Linked DNA regions of Homo sapiens: all the other regions are linked to region 1. A link is an interaction called in ENCODE POLR2A ChIA-PET data of the cell type or tissue named here. Cell type or tissue: MCF 10A. All regions are shown on one strand.

Region 1 (5,000 bases):
CCCACCAAAGAAGCCACATTGCTGTGAGGATGTGACAACTTCTGTTCCTCGTGTCACCAGCCTCTTGCAGACAAGCTAACCTCTGGTGACTTGGTAAAGCCACGCAGCTGGGACGGTCCAGCAGTAGGGAGCTCGACGCTGTCCCTAGAGGAAAGATTAGAAATGGTCGTAGCTAAACTTAGCTCTGGATAAGCTGCCTGTAGAAGGAAATGGAGATGGATTTGGAGGGTGGAGGTTGGGAAGGTTTAAAGGGACAGTGACAGGTCTGTCCTGCTTGAGGGATGTGTGTGGAAAGTCTTCACAGGCTCTGGTGCAGTGCTCGTCAGGGACGCCCTGATGTGACGTGGTGCCATAGTCATCTTAGGTCTTTGGAATGAAGAATAGGCTCTGCCCAGAAGGAAGTGAAGCCACGGTGTTGATTTGACAGGCAGAAGGGCCTGGGTGGTTCTCAGGTGCTTACCACAGCGTCCGGGAAAGACCACTGACATTGATTGCTTTGATCTCCTGGGTGATTGGCAGTGAGCCAGTTCAGATCCTCTGACTTGGTGTCCCCCTGGTGTACTGGTAAGGCATTCTATTGAGTCGAGCCTGTGCAGAACACAGCAGGTTGTGGACCTAGGGAGGCAGCGCTGCTGGGAGGCGAGCCTGAGCAGCTCGTGCTGGGGTGTGCCCTCCTGCCTGGACTCTGCACGCGTTGGGTGTGTCTTCAATCTCCACTCCTTCCCCAGGCAGAGGCGGGCGATGGGAAGAAAGCACGTCCATCACGTGGGGCTCTCTTTGTCCACACATCCAAGCTACACATTGCCAACAGAGGCCTTGGAGCTCTTGACCTTCAGTTCCTCAACCTTGACATCCTAGTGTTTTCATATTTTAAAAAATACTTTTAAAACTGAGTGTTCCTGTCATTTTTATGCATTTGTGGTCATGTGACAAAGCCACTGGTGGCTTCCAGCCTACACAGCCTGCTTGGCAGGAGCAGGTGGCAGAAAGCAGGGAGCGGAGCTTTTCAAAGGACCTCAGCTGGCCGTGGGGCTCTGAGACGGGGGCGGACAATCGCATTGGACGGCATCTGCACCCGTTGCAGAAACTGCCTGGAGGGAGCGGCCCAGCCCTAAGGACAGTTTTTTTCATGGCCTTCAGTCTGTGTTTTTTCTCTTTTGCTCTTTTTAAAATTCTGAAGTGTATACATCTCTCTCCTATCCTGTATGACTACAGAAGAGGGTCTGAAAAAATAGGCACAGCGTGAAACAGCATGAACAAACACCTCTGAACCTGCCACTCAGATGAAAAACATCAACAGTAATTCATAAACCCCATGTGAGCCACTACCGCCACCCCAGCGTCACCACTATTCTAGTATTTGGCTAATTATTCCTTTCCTTTTACTTGTCTTTTTACCACCTATTCCTAAACAGTAGTAACTTACCACTTGGGCATGTTATTTAACCACTTTGTCTCAGTCTTCCCATCTGTCACATGGACAGAACAGTAATAACACACCGTGAGTATTGTGAGAATGAAGGTGATATGGGGGAGGCCCTTAGAACAGTGCAGGCACATAGGAAGTGCAAGGTAGGTGTGAGTTCTTACAGCTAGCGCTTTGTTTCCTTTTGCCTGTGTTTTAACTTCATGTAAATAAGGACAGTATAACCATTTTATGACTTATTTCTTCAGCGTTATATTTTGAGATCCATCATGGGGTTTTTATTTTTATTTTATTTATTTATTTATTTATTTATTTATTTATTTATTTATTTATTTATTTTGAGACAGTGTTTTGCTCTGTGGCCCAGGGCTGAGTGCAATGGTGTAATCTCGGCTCATTGCAACCTCCGCCCCCTGGGTTCAAGTGATTCTCCTGCCTCAGCCTCCCCAGTAGCTGGGATTACAGGCGCCCACCACCACGCCCCGCTAGTTTTTGTATTTTTAGTAGAGACGGTGTTTCACCATATCAGGAGGCTGGTCTCGAACTCCTGACCTCAGGTGATCCACCTCGGCCTCCCAGAGCGCTGGGATTATAGGCATGAGCCACCGCGCCCAGCAGAGACCCATCATGTTGATACATGCGGTGATAACCCTCTCATATCCATTCTTCTGTGGTGTTCTATTAGATGAGTAAACTGCACTTGATTATCCACTGAACCAGAGGTGGGCACTGGTGGCTTCCAGCCTAGGGCTGTGACTCTGCTGTTAGGGGCACGCTGCTACACAGGCACCAACCTCTCTAGCACAGGGGTTCCTCCAAGTGTGCTGTGGGGGCCCCCGAGACCCTTTCAGGGGTTCCCCCAGGTTCCTTGAAAGGCTCCCCTGATTAGATCAGGCCCACCAAGATCACCTCCCTTTGGCTTAGCTGAAAGTCGCCCAATCACAGGAGATACGTTCCATCACACTCCAGCTTCCTCCCACGCTGCAGGGGAAGAAATTGCACAGGGCGTGTGTCATTGAGGCTCGTCTTAGAACCCTGACAGCACAGAACACATGAAACTGCTGAGACACTGTCTGCCCTTTACACCCTCTTTCATGTGCAAGCCTGCATTGGAGCTTTTCAGAGGCCACACGACGTATGAGGATGTCATCACTTGGATGGCGAATGAGATAAGTGTTTGCAGAGCCTTGTTTTCTTAAAGTGCTAGGATTACAGTGTGAGCCACTGCACCCGGCCCTAAAGCCTTGTTTTCTTAAAAGCTCTGAGTTTTCATTTCTAATACTGTAAGCATCGATAGTTGGGGAGATGTTGAGTTTTTGGGTTTTTGTCTTTGTTTAAGAATAGGATAGTAAAAATAGAGGGGCTTTCCATAAAGAGCCTGAAGCAACAGCTGCTGACTCATCCTGTTGGTTTTGAGTTAGGGAGTGACTCATCCCCAAGCAAGAGGTTTTCCAGACATTTATTAGGTCTGTAGAGCTTGTGTTCTGTGTTAACCAGGCAGCTACATTTGCAGGGGGAGGGAAGAATCATTCCTTATTATTGCTATTCTGATGTGGGGACAGCGAACAGGAGTCAGAGAACCACTAAGCTATTAAAGGAAAAAATATTTAAGCTGCCATTTAAAAAGTCAGGTTTGAAAAAACACATGTCTTCATTGACTCAGCAAGCGTTCAGTACGTACTAAGTGCAAGAGGTCCCTGGGGCTGAGAATGTGCAGGGAAGATGACATTTTCCTTTATGCTTCATGGTTATTTTGCCCTAAGAAGTACTAAAGGTTTTTTGTTGCTGGATGAAAAGATTACCACCAATTAGCAACTTAAAACGGCACAGATGTAATGATCTCCCAATGTGCTTGGGTCAGCAGCCTGGGCATCCAGAGTTCGCCACGTGCTCTGCTCGGAACCTCGCAGGCTGGTGCACCTGGCCGCGTTCCCATCTAAGGCTTGTCATCCTTTTTCAAGCTCACTGGTACTGGCAGAGTTCATTTCCTTGCAGTCCTCTGACTGATGTCCCATTTTCTTACTAGCTGGCAGCTCCTAGGGGTGCCCTCACTTCCTTGCCACGTGGCTCCTCCTCATAACACGGCTGTGTGCTTTCTTCTAGGTCAGCAGGAGAGCACCTCTTTTAAAAGGCCCACCTGACATGGCGAAACCCTGTCTCTACTAAAACTACAAAAAATTAGCCGGGCATGGTGGCGGGCGCTGCGGTCCCAGCTACTTGGGAGGCTGAGGCAGGAGAATGGCGTGAACCCGGGAGGCAGAGCTTGCAGTGAGCCAAGATCGTGCCACTACACTCCAGCCTGGGTGACAGAGCAAGACTCCGTCTCAAAAAAAAAAAAAAAAAAAAAAAAGGCCCACCTGATTAGATCGGGCCTGCCAAGGTCACCTCCTTTTTTCCCCCGCCTTGGGACAGAGTATCGCTCTGTTGCCCAGACTGGAGTGCCACTGGCACAATCACGGTTCACTGCAGCCTCGAACTCCCCAGCTCAAGAGAACCTTCCACTTCAGCCTCCTGAGTAGCTGGAACTACAGGCATGTGCCACCACACCCGGCTACTTTTTAAATTTTTAATAGAGATGAGGTCTCACTGTGTTACCCAGACCAACCTCAAATGGCCTGGGCTCAAGGGATCCTCCCACCTTGGCATGAGCCACCATACCTGGCCCAAGAGCACCTCCTCTTTGACTAACTTAAAGTAACCAAATCACAAAAGTGATGTTCCATCATATTCTCAGGTCCCTTCCACACTCCAGGGAAAGACAGGGGCGTCTGTCATCGAGGCTCATCTTAGAATTCTGACAGCACAGAAATCTTTTCCTAACCCAAGATCACACAGATCCTCTCCTATGTTTTTGTTTGTTTGTTTGTTTGTTTGAGACAGGGTCTCACTCAGGCTGTAGTGCAGTGGCACGATTGTGGCTCACTGCAGCCTCGACCTCCCGGGCTCAAGAGATCTTCCTGCCTCAGCCTCCTGAGTAGCTGGGACTATAGGCGTGTGCCACCACACCTGACTAATTTTTAAAAATTTTTTGCAGAGATGAGGTCTCACTCTATTGCCCAGGCTGGTCTTGAACTCGTAGGATTATAAATGTGAGCCACCATACCTGACATCCTATGTTTTTTTCAGTCTAGTTTTAGTGATCCAGTTTGAATTAGATTTATATAGGACATAGTTAGAATCAATGTCCTTTTTTGATTTTCTGATCCTCCAAATGAGAGTTTTTTTTAAGTTATGTGCAGATCACCAGTTTTTCCAGCACCATTTGTTGAAAACTTTTCCTTTCCTCATTTGAGTTGCCTTGTCAATTTTTTATAAATCAATTGGCCATATATGTGGGGGCCTGTTTCTGCACTCTCATTTCTATTCGGTTGATCCATATTACTTTTCTTTTGCCGATGATAAACTCTGTCACTTTCTAGCAAGTTGAAAGTTGGTATTATGAAAACGTTGTTCTTCTTTATAAAATGGTTTGTTATTCTGTGGTGTTTTGAAGAGATAAATTTTAAAATGAGCTTGTCAATTTCTACCAAAAAAAATGCCTGCTGGGATTTGTATTGAGACTGGTATTCAATCT
Region 2 (5,000 bases), 830 kb before region 1:
GATTCTGGAGCTACGATAGAGCAAAGTTCTTTATATAAAGCGGTGACATTTACCCAAGCAGGATTCCCACAGCGCGAGTCCCCACGCTTCATCAGCCTGCTGTGCATTATACAAAGGCATGGAAACGAATGTCTGGTAGCAGTTAGGAAAGGAAACAGAACACCAACATAAGTAAACAGAGGGTAAAATCCAGCTCAGGGAAAAATAAATAAATAACCTTCACTGGGCAGAATTCATCAGCAGCAATACACAAACAGCATCATTAAAATGTCGCAAGAATGACGAGGAGGTAGAGAGAAAGAAAAGGGCAGTGAGCAGAGTGATAATTATCTGGACTATTAAAAGACTTAAAGTAGAAGGCGGTTTCTGAAATTTGCACAGGCTAGATCCTTGCATTTTGCAGGGATTCCTTCTCATTTTGCAGGGATTCTGTTATTCTGGAACATCTGAATGTAAGGTGGGGGAGAGGGGAGAAACGGCAATTATATTTTTAAATGGCACATAATCTTTTACGATAGATAGCTGACATTTTATAGTAAGAAATCATTTTGATTTCACACTGTTGGGTGATTCTTATAATGACTTGAGGAGCTCTAAAGAAATAAAGTATCAGCAGGCGGTCAGTCAAACACTAAGAAATTCCTCACTCCACAGGCAGTAATCAGGTTGAAATACTTCCTCCATTACTTCCAAAAATAGAGCTGATAGTGATACAAAGGGCTTCCCAGTTTCAAAACTGTAATTTCCACAAATGGTAAAAATATATTCATTTGTTTCTGTATAGAACTATCTGTAGCCTTGTTTGTCATCTGTATCCGGGCATCTAAGAGAAGTCACCTTTTGTGGAAATTTATTGACCCCAGTCCTCTCAAACTTCAGACACCACCCCAGGTTCCCTGTATCTGATCCTTATGCACTCAAAGTTTGAGAATCACTAATTTAAAGGTTTGCCTCCCATTGGATAAATTTTGCAAGTACTTTAAAAATGAGCTTCATGTTTAAAATGCAAACAAAAGCAATATATGAACACCTCTGCACATATACACACATGCCCCACACGAGTGCAAAGAATACAAATAGCTTCCAGCGGCCATGGGCCCACAGTGATCATTAACACTTCCCACCCATCAACGTACAGCAGACCCACTGCAAATCTACCAAGATATAAACTAAAAAGGCACTGGTCGCATGTTCTTTCAAAGGAAGAGGCCCCAGTGATTACTGCAATTTGTTTTTCTGAATGTCAATGTGAACAGCCAGTGCAAAATATTTCTTTAATTTTATGACTTTCACAACGTGGCCAAAGCCGAAACCTCTGTGCAGACACATAAAGGACATCCAGGCAGGAATTAATAATGGGAAGGTCTCCCCTAGGCGGCCAGTGATCCTTCCCAGGTCAATCAGATGAAAGTACTAAATTAACAGCTAGGTCATGCTGTGCCCTGCAGGCTCAGAGCAGTTTAAAAAGGGGCTACTGGGAGGTTTCAAAAACTTAGGTCCTGGCACTCAGTATTATGACACTGCAAAAGGAAAAAGGTAATCCTTATACTAACTGCCATCTGACACATAAAAACATTAAAGATAAAGGTTAACACCTTGAACTGCCTACAGGTTGATAGGAGCTGCCTTCATCAGAGTATCACAACCTTAAAGTTAAAATGTTAAAATACAGGAATCTACCTTTAAACAAATAATATGATTAAAGAATGATTATCATATAAACCGTTGTTCTTAACTTTGCACATTAGGATCTCCTGGGGAGTTTTTTAAAATGCTCTACCAGCCTGGGCAACATGGCAAAACTCCATGTCTGCAAAAAATACAAAAATTAGCCACGTGTGGTGGCACATGCCAGTAGTCTCAGCTACTTGGGAAGCTGAGGCAGGAGGATCGCTTGAGCCTGGGAGGTCAAGGCCACAGTAATCTACGATCATGCCACTGCACTCCAGCCTGGGGGACAGAGCAAGACCAGGCCTTAAAAAAAAAAAAAAAAAAAAAAGTGCTATACTCAGCCCTCACTGCAGACCCATTAAATCTAAAGGTCCAGCAGTGAGGCTCTGTTATCAGTATTTTTAAGGTTTCCCTTGTGAAGTAAATGCGCAGCTAAGGATGAGACTATTAAAAGGAACTGGAGGATACCACATACAGTTATTTGAAATTTGCAATCTTCCCCAAAATATCTTTAGACTTTTCATTTTAATTAATAGATTTCTGTTGCCCAATGCAAGGAATTACTGTGATTTAGTGATTTCAAACTTATTAGCATTCACATTTTGGAAGCTAAATGAAATATCTTAAATCGTCAATTCACTTGTTGGTATAGTTTGTCATTAAATTTGTTACATGATGTAAAACTAAAAAATCTTTGTTCTGCAGAGTTTGATTTTCCAATTTATCCATAATTTGTCTTTGCTATTGTATTTTGTCTATAGTATTATTCATTCACACTTCAAAGCAAAAAAAAAAAAAAAAAAAAAGGAACAGGAAAGGAGGTGAAAGTTGAAATATACCCATTTCTTTACATCAAATCCACTAAAATTCAACTTCTGCTCCAGTATCCGTAACAGAAAACTGAAGAAACATAAAGAAACTGAACCCAAAGGTTTGGGAGCACAGCCTGAGGCTACCTGCTATAAGCTTTACATTCCAATTTTAGTTTTCCATTTTATAAGTCTGTAATAGTGTATCATCTATCCCCTAACACATACGTATTTACACTAATAGGAAAACTAATTTTCCAATCACTGTAACTCTCACGTATATCCTGGCCTAGCACCCTGTAAAGAGCTCAGGAAGCACATGACTCAGGTCAAGTGCAGGCTGTGACATGCACAGCACAGACTCTGCATAACCTCAATATTCCATCTGTTATTGCTTATTACTTGGCTTATTCCTCACAGTCTGGGTATTATGCAAATATTATAACTGTCTTCTGATATGGTTTGTCTGTGTCCCCACCCAAATCTCATCTTGAATTGCAGCTCCCATAATCCCCATGTGTCATGAGGGACCCAGTGGGAGGCAATCGAATCATGGGGGTGGTTTTTTCCCATGCTGTTCTCATGACAGTGAGTCCTCAAAGATCTGATGGTTTTATAAAGGGCAGTTCCTCTGCACATGCTCTCTTGCCTGCCTCCATTTAAGACGTGTCTGTACTCCTCCTTTGCCTTCCACCATGATTGTGAGGCCTCCCCAGCCATGTGGAACTATGAGTCCATTAAACTTCTTTTCTTTATAAATTACCCAGTCTCAGGTATTTCTTCATGCAATATGAAAATGTACTTCCAAAAATGGTGCTCACAGCAGCCAATAGTAATATACGCAAAACCTAAAAGACATGGGGAGGCGCCATGGAGGTGGTGCTGGTGCACGGGAAGAGTCTGTGCACTGACATCAAAAGACCCACACCACCTGTGAAATAAGTACTGATGTCAAAAGGCCCATGACAACTGGGAGATCAGTACTGACGTCAACAGGCCCACGCCAACTGTGAGACCAGTACTGACGTCAAAAGGCCAACACCACCTGTGAGATCAGTACTGACATCAAAGAGTCCGCACCAACTGTGAGATCAGTACCAACGTCAAAAGCTCCACGCCAACTGTGAGATCAGTACTGACGTCAAAAGGCCCACATTAACTGTGAAGTCAGTTTCCAAATCTCTAAAAAGGGGGTAATAATTTCTCCCTGCTGAGTTGCAGAATTGACTTGATGTCCGTAAAACAGCTGTTAGCTAATATTGATCTAATATGAATACAAATTATCTCCTGTCCCCACATCTGATTCACTGCTCCATGTCAAGATACTAAAATCCTAAATAAAAAAGCAGCTTCTTTTGTAGTATATAACAACTTTGATCTCATTTTTGATAAGCCAAAACACATAAAAATGACTATGAAGAGAAAGGAAAGCAGAGTAAATCCAATGCTTTGATTCTTTTATTTCCTTTATTTGGATCATCCAAAGTAGTGATGCAAAGTAGCTTTACACTTTTATCAATTTTCTCACATATAATAAACTATTTTATTCTAGAACTGATAGCAAGGAGAAACTAAATCAACCCAATACAGATGTTGATAAAACCTGCTCAATTTAAAATAATTCCATCAGTGAGGTGCCCAAAAGGTCTCCCTAAATCTTTTCCAACATCTTTCTCACACTTAACATTAAGCCACTGACTGAAGAGACTTTCATCACCTCAACAATGAATCTAGGAACGCACCCTGCAGGATCGCAGGACCTGGCACCTGTCCAGCACATTCAACATCCTCTCACACCTCACAGAAGAAAAACTAAACACTTCGAGCTGGGGGCTTTCAGAGGTGAATTTTCTGAACCAGAAACTTTGTGTCTGTTGTTTTTTGTTTCTAATCTGACATAAACTGCAACACAATTTAGCATAGCCTTTACTCATTAGTATACAACTAAAAGACTGTTGTAAACAAACTTAATAAATATCTGCAGACTAAAAATAAATGCTTCTGAAAATATAACGTTATTAATCTGATGTTATAAATTTCATAGCTAGGCTTTTCACCAAATCCCTCTTGACCTAAGTAACAGGTATGTTTTGCTTGAAGAAACCTTATATTTGACTGACAAATCAGATTATAATAAGTCACTTAATTTCTCTGTAACTCAGCTCCCTTACCTGTAAAACGAGAATGGCAGAATACAGGGCTCGTAGATCCACCAAAGATTGACCTAGGATTCCTTGAAATGCTGAACATCCCTACTACATTTGAAATAAGATTCAATTTACAAAGAATTGATTTACCCGCAGCTTTTCAAGAGCAAGCCTGTATTGGCATAGACATAAGTCTATTGGATCAATGAACCATCCAACACATGTTTACTGAACATTTAGTACATGGAAGGCAATTGTGTCAGCTACTGAGAACACACAGGAGAAGATCTGGCCCCTGCCCTGGAGCAGCTTACAATTTAGATGTGGAGAGCTGATGTCTACCCATGGAAAGCTAGATAACACTCAGGAAAGG
Region 3 (5,000 bases), 1.4 Mb before region 1:
TGCCCGGCCACACCTGTGGAGATGGCGCTTCCCTCCTCTGTGGGGATAGCCCAGCTTCTCCTATGGTGCAGAGCCCACCTGCAGCCCCCTGTCCACCCTGAGCTCTGCCACTCACAGGAGACCCTAACCCTTGCAGACTCAACCCCAGAGAAGGTCGCAAAGGCCCAGGCCGGTGATCCTCCCTCTCCCTGGCGGAGCAGCTGAAGGGCTGGCTCACGCTTCGGGGGAGCAGCTGAAGGGCAGGCCCGTACCTCAGGGCTCTCTCGCTCCCTTCGGTGCCAGCAAGTTGCTGAGCAAGTGGGTGCTGAAGAAAGGCCTCCACTGGCTGCCAGCGTGGCGACCTGGAGGGATCCCAGAGAAGCTGGCTAAGGAGTGAAACTCAGGATGGTGAGAGGTGAGGGAGCCTTTCCAAATGCAGCAGCGGGCACCGCGCGATGCTCCACAACCTTTGTCTACAGTGATGGACGTCAGATGAGTAATACTACCAGCCCGCCACCAAGGTCTCCTGGGCATCTGCCGGGCTGTGCGTGTGAAGCCTGAGCACGAAAGGGAACCCTGGCCTGGGGGCCAGGAGGACACCCATGTGACCGCGGCGGGGGAGGGCCTGGGGGCCAGGAGGACACCCACCGTGACTGCGGCGGGGGAGGGCCTGGGGGCCATGAGGACACCCACTGTGACCGCCGCGGGGTTGGCCTGGCAGGACCTCAGAGTCCCTGGGGCCAGTCTCAGGAGTGAGCTTGATTTTTCCCGCATACATAACAGGGATCCCCTGAAGGGTGGAAACAGAAAGTGAGGGGATGGGATTTGCATTTCACAAGGGTCACCCCAGCAGAAGTGTAGAGGATGGGTGGACACAGGCCCCAGAGGCTTCCCTGAGAGCCCCCGCCCAGAGAAGCCTGGCTAGGCTCGCACCTGTGGGCAAGGAGCCTCCCCGCCCTCCACCCTCCGGCCCAGCATTGATGAGGCTGGTGTCAAGCCCATCCTCCCTCGGGGGCTGTGTCTGCCTAGGGGCACCACAGCTCCATCCTGGGAGCTCTCTGAGAAGCTGCTCCTATCACCCGCCCTTTGGCAAGAGGCTGTCCCGGGATAGCGTATGCTGCAGAGAGCCTGAAGGAAGCCGTGAATTCTGAAATACTCCCTGGCATGGGGAAGGGGTGGGCCAAGCTCCCAGTCAGTCAGCAGTGCCTGTGCACAGCCTGCTGTGGGCCGGGTGCAGCGCATTGGAGAATCCCCCACGGCGGAGGCACCTGCATCCCACAGTCTCTCCACTCTGCACTCCTTGGCGAGGGCTTCTTAGTGCATTTGTGCCTGAAGGGAACGTCTGAAACAACACGAGCTGGAGCCCAGAGGGTGGGATAGCGCCCGGGGAGCCCCCTGCGGACTCCGGATAAAGCTGACTCATCACTCTCATCTGTGAAACGGAGCAACGGTTCCCACCCAGGGGATGGTGACCATCTGTGACCAGCACAGTAGGCTTTCGGCAGATGTTTATCCATCATCCAGGACCGTGTAGACAGCCCTGTACGCAGCACAGCCCACCGGCATCAGTTGGAGAGACTGTGGCCGCAGAAATGACAGGGGCGGCCTGTGGTTTGCACAATGTCATTATCGCGTGATATGTTAATAATTACCCAGGGAGCCCTGGGAACGTCGATGATGAGACAGTGCAGCCTGTGGAGTCGGGGTTGCGACGTTAATTACCCTGTAAACAGGTGCCATTCACTCTTCCCTACAAACACATGTTTTCAAACTGGCGTCACTGAAGCCTTTTAATTTCACTTAATAGGCACTAGGACTGGCTTTATTTGTCACTAGCGGGAGCTGAAACAGCTAGAAGCTGTGCTTTTTTTTTTCTCTCATTCCAACCAACTGTAATTAAAAACTTGGAGCACTTAGAAGAAAGGTGGGACCCATATTGTACGACAATTTTTTCATTCTTAAAAACAGCAAACAGATATTTTCAAGACACTTTTCTGTCTTCCACAGCCACATGTACACCAGGAACAACCAAACACCACCTAAAGCCACCAACTGATTTTATTTTATTTATTTTTTGAGACGGAGTCTCACTCAATTGCCATGGCTGCAGTGCAGTGGCACAATCTCGGCTCACTACAACCTCTGCTTCCTGGGTTCAAGCGATATCCAGCTAATTTTTGTATTTTTAGTAGAGATGGGGTTTCACCAGGCTGGTTTCGAACTCCTGACCTCAAGTAATCCACCCGCCTTGGCCTCTCAAAGTGCTAGGATTACAGGCATGAGCCACCATGCCTGGCCGGCCGAGTGATTTTAAATGCTGAGCATGGGTATCTGTCTGTCTTCTGTTTTTGGTGAAAGTTGCGGGGCTAAAGGCCACAGTGCTGGACACTCGGCTCTCATCTGAGCTGGGCAGCCACTCCCCATTGGGTGTGGAAAAAAGGCAAGTCCTGGCTCGCTTTTTGGGGAAAACCTATGTTGCTCTTTTTGCTGGACTAATATTTAACATGCCTGAGTAACCATGTGAGCCTCAGCCTTGAGCTGCGATTGGCGGTGGGCAGAGCAGGGACGAGCCATTACAATACCCAGGCTCACAGCAACCGCCGCAATAAAACTGCCAGGAATGACTTGACAAGCAACAGCAGGACCTGCACCAGGAGCGCTGCCAGCCCAGCAGCACCGTGCCAGAGGGACAGCCAGCTCCCGGGAGCAAGCATGAATAGACGAAAAGGAGGAAGACGGCGAGGATTTCCAAATCCCTTTACTATTTAATACGTTTCCATCAAAATCCCAGGAGCATTTGCTTTTTTTTAAGAACTTGCCAAAATGATTGTAAAATTCATAGAATGGCTGAGAAATTTTAGAAAACAAAGAGGAATAAGACAAGCCCTCCTAAACATGAAAAAAATGTGTAACAAACTGATGTAAATGAAAGCTTTAGAAGTACTAGGGCAACAGTAAAGATGTCTGTGGAACGAAGGAATGTCTTCAGACAGACTTGACTGTGTGTAAGAATTTAAACCATGATTAAGACGCACCACAAAGCAATTAAAAATCAATAGATGGTTTCGGGGGAAAAAACTTCTCTGGAAACAAATGATCCATTTAGAAGCTCACTTCATGCCAGGCTCCAGAATTAATTCCAGGAGGATGAAAGAGTTTTTTTTTTCTTTCTTTCTTTTTTTTTTTGATGAAAGAGTTTAATGGAAAACATAAAACCATGAAAATTATGAAAAAATATCTGGGTGAATATTTACTTGGTCTCAAAATGGGAAGGAGAGATGCCTCAGATATGGAGGTTTGAGCACACAACCACTTAAACACAATAAAATTAAAGACAAAGTATTTGCCATAGACATGATCAAACATGATATCCCTAATATATAAGAAGCTCTAAGAAATCAACACAAAACACTAAGACCCATTAAAATAAAATGGAGACCAGGCTTGAGAATCCCCTGAGCAAAGCCCATTAAGCCGTGGAGACAACCTTGACCTTGCTGGTTCTGCAAACCTAAACAAAACTTAACCTGGGCTATTTCTTGTAAATGCCCATATTAAAGAAAAATAAAACTTAAGCCCAACCAATCAGAAGCCGCCAACAACTTACTGAGGGCACCTCAGGACGTTGGCTGTAGCAACTAGCTTGAGGACAGATATGCAACTAAAGGCAGATATACAGCTAGTGATATGGTTGGGCTGTGCCCCCACCCAAATCTCACCTTGAATTGTAGCTCCCATAATTCTCACATGTTGCGGAAGAGGCCCAGCGAGAGAGAATTGAATCATGGGAGTGGTTTTCCCCATGCTGTTCTCATGGTAGTGAATACGTCTCACAAGAGCTGATGATTTTATAAGGGGTTGGCTCTCATTCTCTCTTGCCTGCCACCATTTAAGACGTGCCTTTCACCTTCCCCAGCCACGTGGAACTGGGAGTCCGTTCAACCTCTTTTTCTTTATAAATTACCCAGTCTTGGCTATGTCTTTATCAGCAGCATGAAAACCAATACAACTAGGAATTTTCTAACAGTTGAGACTGAAGAAGGCAACAACATACTCTTATCAAGTATTTTCTTTGTCCAGCTCCCACATTCACACCATAAAAACGTTCCCCTTGTGTTCCCTTCCCAGAACCCCAAACCACCTTTGGACTGGTGCTGCCTGATTCATGAATTGCTGTCTGCTCGAATAAACTCTTCTAACATTTTGTGTCTCAGTTTACCTTGTAACAGACCCCCATGCAAAAAATAGCCATGAGCTCTGCAGGCATTTAATCACAGACCAGTCATTTAAAAGCCCATCTAGGAAAATAATAATGAGATACCTTCTTGCCTAATAAACTAGGAAAGATTTAAAAGCAGGAGGAAAGAGGAATGCAACCTGAGCCCTGTATCTGGTCACCGCTGCAGGGTGTCAATTAGCTGAAGTATTTCAAAGGTGAAAAATGTTCATGTCATTGGACCAGAAGTTCTGCTTCTAGCGTTTTATCCCAAGGCAGGCATTGGAGACGTTGGAAAAGATTTGTAACAGTGTTCAGAGTAGCTTCATTTCTAATAGCAAGGTGCTGGACCCATAGTCTTGTGCAAATGTATTGGATGATGGAAAATAATGGTAATAATGCCGTGGGTTAACTATGGAGGTTTACCCCCACATGGGACCCAGCCCTCCCCACTCCCTCAGGTGCCCCCTGCCTCATCCCTGGACTTGGCCCCCGTGCCTCATGTAGCAGCAAGCCCACCTGTCCTCTCTCACAGTCCCTCACACAGACATAACACACCCAACATGCACACAACCCACACTGCAAACACAGTCAAGATGGGTCCCAAGCCCCACTCCGAACCACAGTGTGGCTCTTGAGCCCCTCCTAGGTAGACATGCTGGAGCCCCTACTACTTGCAGCCCCCAGAAGGAGGCTACAGATGCCAGGGGTGGCAATCCCAGGTCTGGCCACTACTAGACCCCAAAGCACAGGGCAAGAACTGGAGAAGGCCCGTGGAGGAGGAGGCTAGGAGGGGCGCCTTCCT

Evidence for each region. ChIA-PET counts read pairs that join two places held together with the same protein. Peaks named below come from ENCODE experiments on the same cell type or tissue, not always from the same donor. Only the 100,000 strongest peaks of a DNase experiment are listed, where the experiment ranks them.
Region 2: POLR2A ChIA-PET joins it to region 1 with 7 read pairs; 1 of 35 experiments calls an interaction of 5 or more read pairs at or near these places.
Region 3: POLR2A ChIA-PET joins it to region 1 with 9 read pairs; 1 of 35 experiments calls an interaction of 5 or more read pairs at or near these places.

The regions. Positions count from the first base shown.
Region 1 is chr7:2,755,906-2,760,905 of GRCh38, reverse strand. The region is part of intron 2 of GNA12 (G protein subunit alpha 12); the gene reads left to right. It also overlaps a transcript of AMZ1 not described here. Among named protein-coding and RNA genes, the nearest start is that of AMZ1, 70 kb to the right of the region's middle. RefSeq lists an enhancer at 2,629-2,918. In MCF 10A, a CTCF peak has its summit at 170; DNase peaks (open chromatin) are centred at 2,525, 2,835 and 3,365.
Region 2 is chr7:3,587,778-3,592,777 of GRCh38, reverse strand. All of the region lies in intron 1 of SDK1 (sidekick cell adhesion molecule 1), which reads right to left. Among named protein-coding and RNA genes, the nearest start is that of SDK1-AS1, 240 kb to the right of the region's middle. In MCF 10A, no CTCF peak of the experiment used is centred here; DNase peaks (open chromatin) are centred at 2,817 and 4,237.
Region 3 is chr7:4,186,845-4,191,844 of GRCh38, reverse strand. The region is part of intron 35 of SDK1 (sidekick cell adhesion molecule 1); the gene reads right to left. Among named protein-coding and RNA genes, the nearest start is that of FOXK1, 490 kb to the left of the region's middle. RefSeq lists enhancers at 927-1,807, 4,489-5,000. In MCF 10A, no CTCF peak of the experiment used is centred here; a DNase peak (open chromatin) is centred at 2,534.